Linked DNA regions of Homo sapiens: region 2 is linked to region 1. Evidence: read pairs that join two places in POLR2A ChIA-PET (ENCODE). Cell type or tissue: CD4-positive, alpha-beta T cell. All regions are shown on one strand. Each heading gives the region's core, and the rest is flanking DNA. Links, peaks and the distances in the headings are about the cores only.

Evidence for each region. Peaks named below come from ENCODE experiments on the same cell type or tissue, not always from the same donor. Only the 100,000 strongest peaks of a DNase experiment are listed, where the experiment ranks them.
Region 2: POLR2A ChIA-PET joins it to region 1 with 6 read pairs; 1 of 35 experiments calls an interaction of 5 or more read pairs at or near these places.

Annotation. Positions count from the first base shown.
Region 1 is chr19:14,352,182-14,359,177 of GRCh38, reverse strand. The region is part of intron 1 of LINC01841 (long intergenic non-protein coding RNA 1841); the gene reads left to right. Among named protein-coding and RNA genes, the nearest start is that of LINC01841, 8.3 kb to the left of the region's middle. RefSeq lists enhancers at 2,820-2,869, 2,940-3,119, 3,180-3,279. In CD4-positive, alpha-beta T cell, for the core only: no CTCF peak of the experiment used is centred there; DNase peaks (open chromatin) are centred at 2,695, 3,167 and 4,575; H3K4me3 peaks cover 622 bases; H3K27ac peaks cover 1,824 bases.
Region 2 is chr19:15,530,085-15,536,421 of GRCh38, reverse strand. All of the region lies in intron 4 of CYP4F22 (cytochrome P450 family 4 subfamily F member 22), which reads right to left. Among named protein-coding and RNA genes, the nearest start is that of CYP4F22, 25 kb to the right of the region's middle. In CD4-positive, alpha-beta T cell, for the core only: no CTCF peak of the experiment used is centred there; a DNase peak (open chromatin) is centred at 3,021.

The DNA.
Region 1 (6,996 bases), core at 1,515-5,514:
GCCGAGATCGCACCACTGCACTCCACACTCCAGCCTGGGCGACAGAGTGAGACTCTGTCTCAAAAAAAAAAAAAAAAAAAAAAAAAAAAGGAAGAAGCTGAAGCATAAAAGATGATTTAAAGAGTTTACTTGGGGCCAGGTGCGGTGGCTCATGCCTGTAATCCCAATGCTCTGGGAGGCCAAGGCGGGCGGATAACCTGAGGTCGGGAGTTCAAGACCAGCCTGACCAACGTGGAGAAACCCTGTCTCTACTAAAAGTACAAAATTAGCCAGGCGTGGTGGTGCACGCCTGTAGTCCCAGCTACTCAGGAGGCTGAGGCAGGAGAATCGCTTGAACCCGGGAGGCGGAGGTTGCCGTGAGCAGAGATCATGCCACTGCACTCCACTCCAGCCTGGGCAACAAGAGCAAAACTCCGTCTCAAAAAAAAAAAAAAAAAAAGAGTTCACCTGAGGCCAGGCACAGTGGCTCATGCCTGTAATCCCAACACTTTGGAAGGCTGAGGGAGGAGGATCACTTGAGCTCAGAAGTTTGAGACCAGCTTAGGCAACGTGGCAAAACTCCGTCTCTATAAAAAATACAAAAAAATTCTCAGCATCTTGGGAGGCTGAGATGGGCGCATCACTTAAGGCCAGGAGTTCACAACCAGCCTGACCAACATGGCAAAACCTAGTCTCTATTAAAAATACAAAAAAAAAAAAAAAAAAAATAGCTGGGTGTGGTGGTACATGCCTGTAATCCCAGCTACTCTGTAGGCTGAGGCAGGAGGATCACTTGAACCCAGGAGGCGGAGGTTACAGTGAGCTGAGATCGTGCCACTGAATTCCAGCTGGGCAACAGAACGAGAATGTCTCAAACAAACAAAAAATTAATCAGGCAGAGTGGTGCATGCCTGTGGTTCCCAGCTACTTGGGAGGCTGAGGTGGAAGGATCGCTTGAGCCCAGGAGTTCAAGGCTGCAGTGAGCTATGATGGCACCATTGCACTCCAGCCTGTGCGACAGAAATAGACCCTGTCTCAAAAAAAAGAAACCCCAAAACACAACTTAGCCAGGCGTGGCGGTGTCCACTTGTAGTCCTGGTGACTTGGGAGGCTAAAGTGGGAGGATCGCTTGACCCAGGAAGTCGAGGCTGCAGTGAGCTATGATTGCACCACTGCACTCCAGCCTGGGTGACAGAGTGAGACTCCATCTCAAAAATAAAAAATAAATCTTAGCTCTTCTAATAGATGTATGAAGTGGTATCTCCTTGTGGTTTTAATTTGCATTTCTGTAACAACTAATGCTGTTGCGCATCTTTTCATATGCATATTTACCATCGAAATGTCCTCTTTGGCGAAGCATCTGTTCAAATCTTTTGCCCATTTTTAAACTGGGATTTTTTTTCCTTCTTATTGTTGAGTTCCGTATATATTCTTATATAAAGAGTTTTTATTTTAAGAGTTCTTTATATATTCTGGATACACATTCTTTCAGAAAAATGATTTGAAAATATTTCCTCCTAGTTGGCGGCTTGTCTTTTTATTTTCTTTATGTCTTTTGAAGAGCAAAAGTTTTCATTGTGATGAAGTTCAATTCGCTCATTATTTTTTTCTTTTACGGATTGTGGTTTTGGTGACATAGGTAAGAAACCTTTGCCTAATCCATGGTCTCAAAGATTTCTTTTTCTTTTTTTGTCTCCTGAGACGGAGTCTTGCTCTGTCGCCCAGACTGGAGTGCAGTGGTGCAATCTCGGCTCATTGCAACCTCCGCCTCCCCAGTTCAGGTGATTCTCAGGCCTCAGCCTCCAGAGTAGCTGGGATCACAGGCATGAGCCACCACGCCTGGCTACTTTTTAAATATTTTTAGTACAGACGGGGTTTTGCCATGTTGGCCAGGCTGGTCTCAAACTCCTGACCTCAGATGATCCCTCCACCTGAGTCTCCCAAAGTGCTGGGATTACAGGCATGAGCTACTGCGCCTAGTCTCATTTAGTCATTTAGTTACTTTTTGTGTGTGATTATGAGGTAGGGTCTAAGTTCTTTTTTTTTTTTTTTTTTTTGAGACGGAGTCTCGCTCTTGTTGCCCAGGCTGGAGTGCAATGGCACGTGACCTCTGCTCACTGCAACCTCTGCCTCCCGGTTTCAAGTGATTCTCCCTCAGCCTCTCAAGTAGCTGGGATTACAGGCACCTGCCACCACGCCCGGCTAATTTTTTTTTCTTTTTTGAGATGGAGTCTCTGCTCCCATCACGCACAGTGAAGTGCAGTGGCTCAGTCTTGGCTCACTGCAACCTCTGCCTCCCAGGTTCAAGTGATTCTCCTGCCTCAGCCTCCCAAGTAGCTGGGATTACAGGCATGTGCCACCAAGCCTGGCTAATTTTTGTATTTTTAGTAGAGATGGTGTTTCACCATGTTGGCCAGGCTGGTCTCGAACTTCTGACCTCAGGTGATCCACCCACCTCAGCCTCCCAAAGTGCTGGGTTTACAGGCATGAGCCACCATGCCCAGCTGGGTCTAAGTTTTAAATTATTATTATTATTTTTTTACACGTGTATATCCTATTCTTGGGAAAATTTAAAGGGAGTTATTTCTGTTTCTGGTAACGTGCGCGTTCAGTGTGTGCTCCCCTGCCTGTAATTCTCCCATTAGGGTCAGGGCAGGGCTGGAGAAGCGAAAACCATAACTAGAAGAGACTTCCCCAACAGGATGTTGCCCAACCCTGGCCGGGCTGACATTCAGCCTCGAGGGTCCTTATCGGCAGTACAATTGCAGCTGTGACCAAACCCAGCCACCCACAGCCTGACACCCCCAACATCCTTGACCTTCCCTTTAGCTTCGGGCTTGAGCAGGCCTTTGATACTCAAATAGAGAAAGGAGACAGCAAGACCCCTGTGCCTTCTCAGAGGGGGCACCCCCTTCCCCGATGCCTTCACGGGTCCTGCCTCTCCGGGACCCAGCTTCCCTCCTGGCCACCCCACCACCTCCCCAGCCACACCTCATTTCCACCCATCTAGAGAGGGTGAAACACAAACACTCCTGGCAGCCCTGCCCGAGTGTGTCCTGGGACATGGTGGGGTGGGGGCTCCCTGACTCCTGGGAAGGGGAACTCTGGGGTGGCCTGTCCTCCCAGCTCCTCACCCCACTGGTGCCTCGCCCCATGAGTCGTGTGAAAAGGCAACAAAACCAACCGCAGGGAGATATAAAATCTCTTCCTGTATCTGTGACAGCTGTTATGTTGGTCTGGCCGTCTGTTCTTCCTGTGAGCACCTGAATCCGTTCAGACCAAGCTCTTCCTCTCTCCAAGAAGCCTCTATGGCTCCCACCTCACCCAGTAAAATCCAGTCTTCCCCAAGGCCCACAAGGCTTGGCTGTGTGATTTGCCCTGTCACCTCCAGCTCTCTTCCCCTCATTCACTTGGCTCCAGCCACCCCAGCTTCCTCACTGTTCCCCAAATAAATATGCCAGGCCCAGTCCAGCCTCACAGCCTTTGCATGCGCTGTTCCCTCTGCCTGGAACACCTTTCCCCCAGATATTTTTTTATTTTTTTATTATTTTGTGTTTTTGAGACAGAGTCTTGCTCTGTTGCCCAGGCTGGAGTGCAGTGGCGCAACCTCAGCTCACCACAGCCTCTGCCTCCTGGGTTCAAGCCATTCTCCTGCCTCAGCCTCCCGAAAAGCTGGGACTACAAGTGGGCATCACCACGCCCGGCTAATTTTTGTATTTTTAGTAGAGACGGGGTTTCACCATGTTGGCCAGGCTGGTCTCGAACTCCTGACCTCAACTGATCTGCCTGCCTTGGCCTCCCAAAGTGCTGGGATTACAGGCATGAGCCACTGCGCCTGGCCCCTCTCACTCTTTTGTCTGCCTAACATACTTGCTCAGAGGTCACCTCCTCAGTGAGTACTTCCCTGACGACCCCCATATTTGAAATTTTAGCTTCCTTCCCCCAGTCCTTTCTAACCTTTCCCCTCTATTTTATTTTTCTCTATAGCACATCACCTTCTAATATTTTAATTCATGAATTTACATAGAGTGTCAGTCCCATGGGGGCAGGGGTTTTTCTGTCTTGTTCACTGCTGTATCCTCAGCACCTAAAACAGGGCCAGGGACACCACAGGTGCTCAATTAATGTTTCTCAGCCAGGTGCAGTGGCTCAGGGCTGTAATCCCAGCACTTTTGGGAGGCCAAGACGGGCACATCACCTGAGGTCAGGAGTTCGAGACCAGCCTGGCCAACACGGTGAAACCCTGTCTCTACTAAAAATACAAAAATTAGCTGGGTGTGGTGGCGCGTGCCTGTAATCCCAGCTACTAGGGAGGCTGAGGCAGGAGAATTGTGTGAACCCAGGAGGCGGAGGTTGCAGTGAGCTGAGATTGCGCTAGTGCACTCCAGCCTGGGCAACAGAGCGAGACTGTGTCTCAAAAAAATAAATAAATCAAAATAAATAAATAAATAAATGTTTCTTGAATAAATTGTCACTTTTGCCTACACTCTTTGTCTACTGAGGTCTGTAGGGCCATCCCCACCCTCATCAACAGGAGTGGCTCATGGACTCATTCTATCCTTTCTAGCCACTGTGATTGGTTCCTAAATGACATGTGACCCCAAACTGTCCAATCAGAGGGAGCCCAGGAATTATTATTTTCTTCTTTTGAAGCAGGGCTTCACTTTGTCACCCAGGTGTGAGTGCAGTGGCACGATCATGGTTCCACTGCAGCCTCAATTCCCAGGCTCGAGTGATCCTCCCTCCTTATTTTTTAATTTTTTTTTATAGAGATGAGGTTTCACTATGTTGCCCGGGCTGGTCTCAAACTCCTGGGCTCAAGCAAGCCTCCTGCCTTGGCCTCCCAAACTGCTGGGATTACAGGCATGAGCCACCACACCCAGCCAGATTACTTTGTTTGAGCCCGTGAATCCAGCTGTCCCTGAAGCCAACATATCTTAAACTTTTCAATGACACAAACCAATAAATTATCATTATTTTTTCTTTAAGCCAGTTTGGGTTTGGATTTTTTACTTGCAACTAGAATAGTCTTCCCCAATCAACCACCTCTCCCTCCCTCCCTTGCTCACTCTCTTCTTTCTTCTCTCCCTCCCTCCTTCCTCCTTTCTCTCTCTTTTTTTTTTTTTTTTTTCAGGACCAACTCTGGTCCAGGCTGGAGTGCAGTGGCATGATCTTGGCCCACTGCAACCTCTGCCTCCCAGTTCAAGCAATTCTCCTGCCTGAGCCTCCCGAGTAGCTGGGATTACAGGCACCTGCCACCATGCCTGGCTAATTTTTGTATTTTTAGTAGGGACGGAGTTTAGCCATGTTGGCCAGGCTGGTCTCAAACTCCTGACCTCAAGTGATCGGCCCACCTTAGCCTCCAAAAATGCTGACATTGCAGGCGTAAGCCAGCGCGCCTAATTTAATCTCTACTATATCTTGGCAGAGTCACTATGTCCTCCAACACAGCTGAATCAAAACCGTATTTCACCTTTCTGCCAAACAGCTCTCCACCCATCATTCCCTCCTCCGCCTTCCCCTGCCATCCCCTCCCCCACTCTGTGTGGGGGACTCTGCCCAGTATGGGAATGAATTATGGCTCCCCCACTAGAGGGCTGCGTGCCCTCGCTAAGTGACTTCACCTTTCTGGGGCCTCACTTTCCCCATCTATAAAATGAGGTCATAACAGTATACCCATTGTTCCCAAGTCTGCCTCCTCTCTAACCACGCCCTTTTTTTTTTTTTTTTTTTTTGAAACAGAGTCTCGCTCTGTCACCCAGGCTGGAGTGCAGTGGTGCGATCTTTGCTCACTGCAATCTCCACCTCCTGGGTTCATGTGATTCTTGTGTCTCAGCCTCCTGAGTAGCTGGGACTATAGGTGCCCGCCACCATGCCCAGCTAATTTCTTTTTTTCTTTCTTTCTTTCTTTTTTTTTTTTTTTTGAGATGGAGTCTCCCTCTGTGAGGCTGCCAGTGGAGTCCAGGCTGGAGTCCAGTGGCATAATCTAGGCTCACTGCAACCTCTGCCTCCCGGGTTCAAGCGATTCTCCTGCCTCAGCCTCCTGAGTAGCTGGGACTACAGGCGCATGCCACCATGCCCAGCTAATTTTTGTATTTTTAGTAGAGACAGAGTTTCACCACATTGGCTGGGATGGTCTCAAACTCCTGACCTCCTGATCCACCCACCTCGGCCTCCCGCAGTGCTAGGATTACAGGCATGAGCCACCGCGCCCGGCCTCTAATTTTCATATTTTTAGTAGATACGGGCTTTCACCATGTTGCCCGGGCTGGTCTCGAACTCCTGATGTCAAGTGATCTGCCCGCCTTAGCCTCCCAAAGTGCTGGGATTACAGGCGTGAGACACCATGTCAGTCCTCTAACCCCTTCTGACTGACCCATCACTTGAGCCTTGCTCACTTGCCCTGCTCCGGCCCTCTGGCCCCTGCTCCTGGCTCACTTGCCCTGCTCCCCCAAGTCCACTCCTTGGCCATAGAAGAAGGTCTCAACCCACCGGACCCCCACGGCCACCACAGTCAGGTCTGGAACTCTGAGGAGGCTGTTGTCATCACCCCCATTTCACAGATGAGGATACTGGGCCCTGAGTCACCCAGCCAGGATCTAAACAAGGCAATTTACATAAGAGAGGTAAAAGTGTGGCCAGGGGCAGTGGCTCATGCCTGTAATCCCAGCACTTTGGGAGGCAGAGGCAGAAGGATCTCTTGAGGCCGTAAGTTTGAGACCAGTCTGGGTAACATAACAAGACCCCATCGCTGCAAAAAACTATTTTTAAATTATCTAGATGTGGTGGTGCGTGCTTATAGTCCCAGCTACTTTGGAGGATCGCTTGAGGCCAGGAGTTCAAGGCTGTAGTGAGCTATGAGCATACCACTGCACTCCAGCCCGGGCAACAGAGTGAGACCCTGTCTCTGTAAAAACAGAGAGCAAGGGCCGGGCACAGCGGCTCATGCCTGTAATCCCAGCACTTTGGGAGGCCGAGGTGGGCAGATCACTTGAGGTCAAGAGTTCGAGACCAGCC
Region 2 (6,337 bases), core at 605-4,604, 1.2 Mb before region 1:
TCTCTCTCAAGACACCTCTGTCTTCCACCCCCTATTCGACGTCACAGAACTAACACCACATAACTTTTTGTTTTTTGTTTTTTTGAGATGGGGTCTCACTCTGTCACCCAGGCTGGGGTGTGTGGTGAGATCATAGCTCACTGCTGCCTCCAATTCCTGGATTCAAGCGATCCTCCCACCTCAGCCTCCCGAGTAGCTGGGACTACAGGCATACGCCACCATGCCTGGCTAATTTTTTAATTTTGTGTATGGACAGGGTATCGCCATATTGCCCAGGCTGGTCTTGAACTCCTGAGCTCAAGTGATCCTCCAAGTTCAGCCTCCCAAAGTGCTGGGACTACAGGCATAAGCCACCATGCCCGGCCACACCACAGAACTTTTCTCAGCTCCTTAAAAAGACCACGTGCTCTCTCTTCTCTGAGACTTTCCACCAGCTGTTCTCTCTGCCCCAAACACTCTTCCCTCATCCTGTATGAGAACTTGAATGCTTCTCCCCACCCCTGACCCAGCAGTCACTCTGGATTGTATCCACTTAGTTACAAGCCCCTTAACAGGAGGGTTCGTGTTGATTACTGATATGTTGTGCTAGATAAATTTTTATTAAATGAATAAATAAGTCAATCCAAGGATGGATGAATGAAAGAATAAATGGGTGGATGGATGAGTAGAGGGACAGATGAGTACATGGATGGATAAATAAGTGGATGGATGAATAGCAGATGGATAGATGGTGGGTGGGTGGATGGATGGATGGATGAATGGATGGATGGGTGGATGGTGGATGGATGGATGAGTGGATGGATGGATGAATGAGTGGATAGGTGGAAGGTGGATGGATGAATGAATGAATGAGTGGATGGATGAATGGATGGATCCTCCTTCTATATACTGAACAGATTTGGGGCTGAATGGGCAGAGGCCCAGGAAGGAAGTATCTGAAATTCGAGTGATATCACTTTTACCTGAATGCGACTCAGCCACCTACACCGACACAATCCCTAGGAATTGGCCAATTGCCTACACAATCATCCGCCCACTCATCCCCCCATTCATCACACCTCTTATGCTGCCTTTCTGTGCCCAACCCAAGCTGGGTGATGCTGGGGACCCACAGATGGCTCAGCTCTATGCCCTCCCTGGAGGAGCTCCTGAGTGGGGCAGGAAAGGGAAGCAGAGACACACCATGCAATTACCAAGAAGGTAGAAAGTGTGCTAGGTGCTAAGGAAGGCTCAGAAAAAGGGCTGTTGGAAGTCAGGGCAGGCTTCCTGGAGGAGGCAGCATTGAAGAGGAAAGCAGGAGTCTAGTCACTCCTCTCCTCTCTGCACTCTGGACTCCAAGATAGGCTCCACAGGGATCTTTCTGACACCAGGATCTGGTCAATAGCTGTCTTGTTCAAATACTTCCCGTGGCTCCCTATCACTCCCAGGATAAAGTACAAGTTCATTCACTTTGCTGTCCAGTTCCTGCTTAACTGTCAGTCTCATTTCCTATTCCCCCCAACATATCACCTTCACTCCAGCCACCCTAAATCACCTGAATTCCCCTGGAATTTTCACACATCTGCATCAAGGCACTGGCAGGACCTTCCATCTGGGACTCCTTCTCTGGCAAGCTCCTAGGCATCCTTCGGGGCCCAGCTTCACTGACACCTACTCCAGGAAGCCTTCTCCAAACCCCCTTCTCAGCTGAACCATTGTTCTCTCATCCTCAGGTTCCTTTTCCACTCCAACTCTGACCACAATGCCAGGAAAGTCTGTGTCCACGCTCCTCACCAGTTTTCCCCTCCAGCAAAAAGGAGATGGTAGGCCAGGTGCAATGATTCACACCTGCAGTCCTAGCACTTTGGGAGGCAGAGGCAGGAGGATCACTTGAGCCCAGAAGTTCAAGACCAGCCTGGGCAACACAGCAAGACTCTGTCTCTACAAAAATGTTTTTTAAAAAGAAAAAAAAAAAGAGGGAGAGATGGTAATGCCTACCATGGATGAGACGGTGTACGAAATACCCCCACATGGTGCCAGCATGGAGAAACTCATGCTCAGAAAGCTGCATATCACTATGTTTGAGAGCTTGGGTTCTGGGCCAGCCAGGTCTGAGTTCAAATCCCAGCCCTGCCACTAACTAGATATGTAAGCCTGGACATGTTACCACTGCCAAAGGAGAAAATAGAACAATCTTGCCTCATGGCATCCCTATAAGACTCAACAAGCTCTTGTGTTCCTGGCACATGGTAGATGCTCATTAAATACGTGCGTAGGTAAATGAATAATTGACCAACTGTTGGCTATTTTTATTACTATGGTTAAAATGATTATTTATTGGCATCAAGAACTTGTGAGATAAATAGTTGTGTTTCCTGTTAGTAGAAAATTAATGCACACCCTCTGTGGAAAACAGCAAGGTGGCTCCTTAAAAAGTTAAGTACAGAATTCCATATGACTTGGCAATTCTACTCCTAGGTATCTACCCAAGAGAGAAATGAAAACATATGTCCACCCCAAAACTTGAACACATATGTTCATAGTAGCATGATTCACAACATCCAAAAGGTGAATGGGTAAACAAAAAAAAATCCATACAGTGAAATGAATTCAGCCCTAATGACCAACCTGGACAACATAGCAAGACCCCATCTCTACAAAAATAAAAATAAAAATTAGCTGGGCATGGTGGTGCGTGCCTGCAGTTCCAGCTACTCGGGAGGCTGAGGCAGGAGGAGAATCACTCGAGCCCAGGATTTCAAGGCTGTAATGAGTTATGGCTACACCACTGCACTCCAGCCTCTGGGTGACAGGGTAAGACCCTGTCTCAAAAAAAAAAAAAAAAAAAAAAGAATGAAACTGATTCCTACTACAACGTGAATGAACTTCAAAAACATTATGCTGAGTAAAAGAAAACAGACACAAAAAGATCACATTTTATGTGGTTCTCTTTCTATGATGTACCCAGAATAGGCAAATACATAGAGACAGAAAGCAGATTCGAGGTTACCAGCGGATGGGAGGAGGAGGGAAATGGGAAGTGATTACTCAATGGGTACAGAGTTTTTTTATGAGGTGACTAAAAATTTTGAAACTGGAAAATGCTGGTGGTTGCCCAACATGGTGAATACACTAAATACCACTGATTGTTCACTTGTAAATGGTTAATTATATGTTACATGAATTTCACCTCCATTTTAAAAAGATGATATAAAAGCAAGCTACAATTATATGTCTATATATCATCATGTTCTCTATAAAGCATGTTTATCTACTTTCTCTCATTAAAATTTCCTAGTCCAAAGGCCCATAAGATGATGGGGAAACTGAAGCTCCAACAGGAGCTGGGCCCTCCTCCAGGCTCAAGGGCTGTGCAGCTCCAAGCTCAGAACAGCAAGCCACTCCCAGGTGTGGCCCCAGGAGGTCCTGATCCAGGGTGGTGTCTGTGACTGGAGCCTGATCTGTGTAATTCCAGGTGGGGGCACCCTGGGGCCAAGAGGCCTCACTCCAGGCTGACTCACAGCACCACCCTTTTTTCCATCCTGGAGTTCCCTATCTGGCTTCTCTGATGGGGTACACAGAATATCCCCTCCCTCCACTGGATGAGGGGAGGGCAAGAGGCTTAAGCATCTACTACATGACAGCCCCTGCTGGGGCACTACTCCTCGGTCTGTTTGGAGTCTCAGAACCAGGCAGGATGGTGCTCAGGAAACTGATGCTCTGAGGGGGAGGAGAAGGGAGGAGGAAGGAGAAAAAAGAGAGACCAGGCGCTGTAGCTCACGCCTGTAATCCCAGCACTTTGAGAGGCCAAGGCAGGAGAATCACTTAAGGTCAGGAGTTCAAGACCAGCCTGGCCAATATGGTGCAGCCCCGTCTCTACTGAAAAAAAAAAATACAAAAATTAGCCAGGTGTGGTGGTGCACACTTGTAGTCTCAGCTACTCGGGAGGCTGAGACAGGAGAATCACTTGAACTCGGGAGGCAGAGGTTGCAGTGAGCTGAGATCATGCCACTGCACTCCAGCCTGGGTGACAGAGTGAGACTCTGTCTAAAAAGAAGAGGAAGAAAAAGAAGAAGGTGGAGGAGGAGGAGGGGGATGGGGAGGAGAAGAAGGAGAAGGAGGAGAAGGAGAAGAAGAAAGAAGTAGAAGGAGGAGGAGAGAAAGAAGAAGAGAAGGGAGGAGGGGGAAAGAGGAGTAGAGAGAGAAGTAGAAGGAGGAGGAGAAGAGGGAGGAAGAAGAAAGGAAAGGAGGAAAAGAGAAAGAAAAACATATATTAAAAAGGCAGAAGAGAAACCCTTACTAATGCCTATCCATATTATTTTTTTTTTAATTTTTTTAGAGACAGAATCTCACTCTGTTGCCCATGCTGGATGCAATGGCACAATCATAGCTCTCTGCAGCCTCAACCTCTTGGACTCAAGCAATCCTCCTACCTCAGCCTCCTAAGTAGCTGGGACTATAGGCACGCACCACCACACCTGGCTAATTTTTTAAATTTTTTGTAAAGATAGAGTCTTGCTCTGTTGCCCAGGCTGGTCTTGAACTCCTGGGCTCAAGTGATCCTCCTGCCGTGGCCTCCCAAAGTGCTGAGACTGCAGGCATGAGTCACTGCACGTGGCCTCTTATCCACATTATATTATTCAGGCTTCACAACTGCACCCATTTTACAGATCAAAACCTGAGATCCAGAGAGGCTAGATAAATGGCTGGGGTCTCACAGCAAGCATGTGCCAAGGCCAGAATTTGAAGCCAACCCACCTCAGTCCTGGCCCAGGGCTCTTCCCACAAGTTGGTATTCATCCCTCAGAAGAGTCAATTCTCCCTCCCAAGGTCTAGGTTTTCCCCTTAGTTCAACAGGGATCGTCATCCCTTCACAAATGTAATAACGGGAGACAACAAGGCATTGAGAGGGAATAGCTGTGGAAGGGGAAGATGGCAGCTTCTTTCACAGCTCCTGGGTGGCAGCCCTGGAGATGGTCCCCAGATGCGTGTTTGTAGAGGCAAAGCTGGGACAGAGATCCTAAAATTCCTGGAATCTCCCACTTTTTTTTTTTTTTTAAGAGACTAAGCCTTGCTCTGTCACCCAGGCTGGAGTACAGCAGTGGTGCAATCATAGCTCACTGCAGCCTCCATCTGCTGGGCTCAAGCAATCCTCTCACCTCAGCCTCCTGAGTAGCTGGGACTGCAGGCATGCACCACAACACCCAGCTAATATTTTTAAATGCTTTTGTACAGATGGGGTCTTGCTAGATTACCCAGGCTGGTCTTAAACTCCTGAGCTCAAGTGATCCTCCCATCTCAGCCACCCAAGTAGCCGAGACTACAGGTGCACATCACTGCCACTGGGTAATTATTTATTTTTTTCGAGAGACAGGGTCTTGCTGTGTTGCCCAGGCTAGTCTCAAACTCCTGGCCTCAAGCAACCCTCCTGCCTCAGCTTCCCAAAGTGTTGGGATTACAGATGTGAACCACCATGCCTGACCTACTGGAGCTCATTGGTTCATTTGAGAGTGAGTTCTCTCAGATGTCCCGATACCTCTGGAGGTGCCCAGGTAATATGGTTTGGCTGTGTCCCATCTAAATTTCATTTTGAATTATAATTCCGATAATCCCTATGTGTCATGCGAGGGATCCGGTGGGGGGTAATTGAATCATGGGGGCGGTTACCCCCATGTTGCTGTTCCCATGATAGTGAATGAGTTCTCACGAGATTTAACGAATTTCCCCCTTTTACTTGGCACTTCTCCTTCCTGCTGCCATGTGAAGAAGGACGTGTTTGCTTCCCCTTCCGCCATGATTGTAAGTTTTCTGAGGCCTCCCCAGCCCTGCGGAACTGTGAGTCAATTAAACCTCTTTCCTTTATAAATTACCCAGTCTAGGGTAGTCCTTCATAGCAGCGTGAGAACTGACTAATACACCAGGTACACAAGGCCACACTGAGGATCCAGAGTCCCGCTCATGAGGAAGATAGAGCTGGACACAGACATACCCAGGTCCAAAGGGTTAGGACTGAGAATAGGTCTGTCTGGGAAGCCAGGGAAAGATTCCTGGAGGAGGCGGCCATTGGAGCTGGGTGTTGAAGGCTGAGCAAGAGCTTGCCAAGCAGACTTGGAAGTCTCACATCTTGGGATAGGTGTGGACTGCACGAGGAAGAAGGAATTCTTCCACATCTCCCTCCCTGCCAGTCAGAGTCAGCCCAAGTGATGACAGCAGGCTGCAGGCTGAGTCACCAAGAGTCCTGGCCATAATGGGAATGTCAGAACCAAATGATGGGCGTGCCACGGCCAGGGATTGAGTAACACTTACTTAACAAAACCATAAGGAACAACTGCCTATCCAAACGTGCCTGGCTCTGACT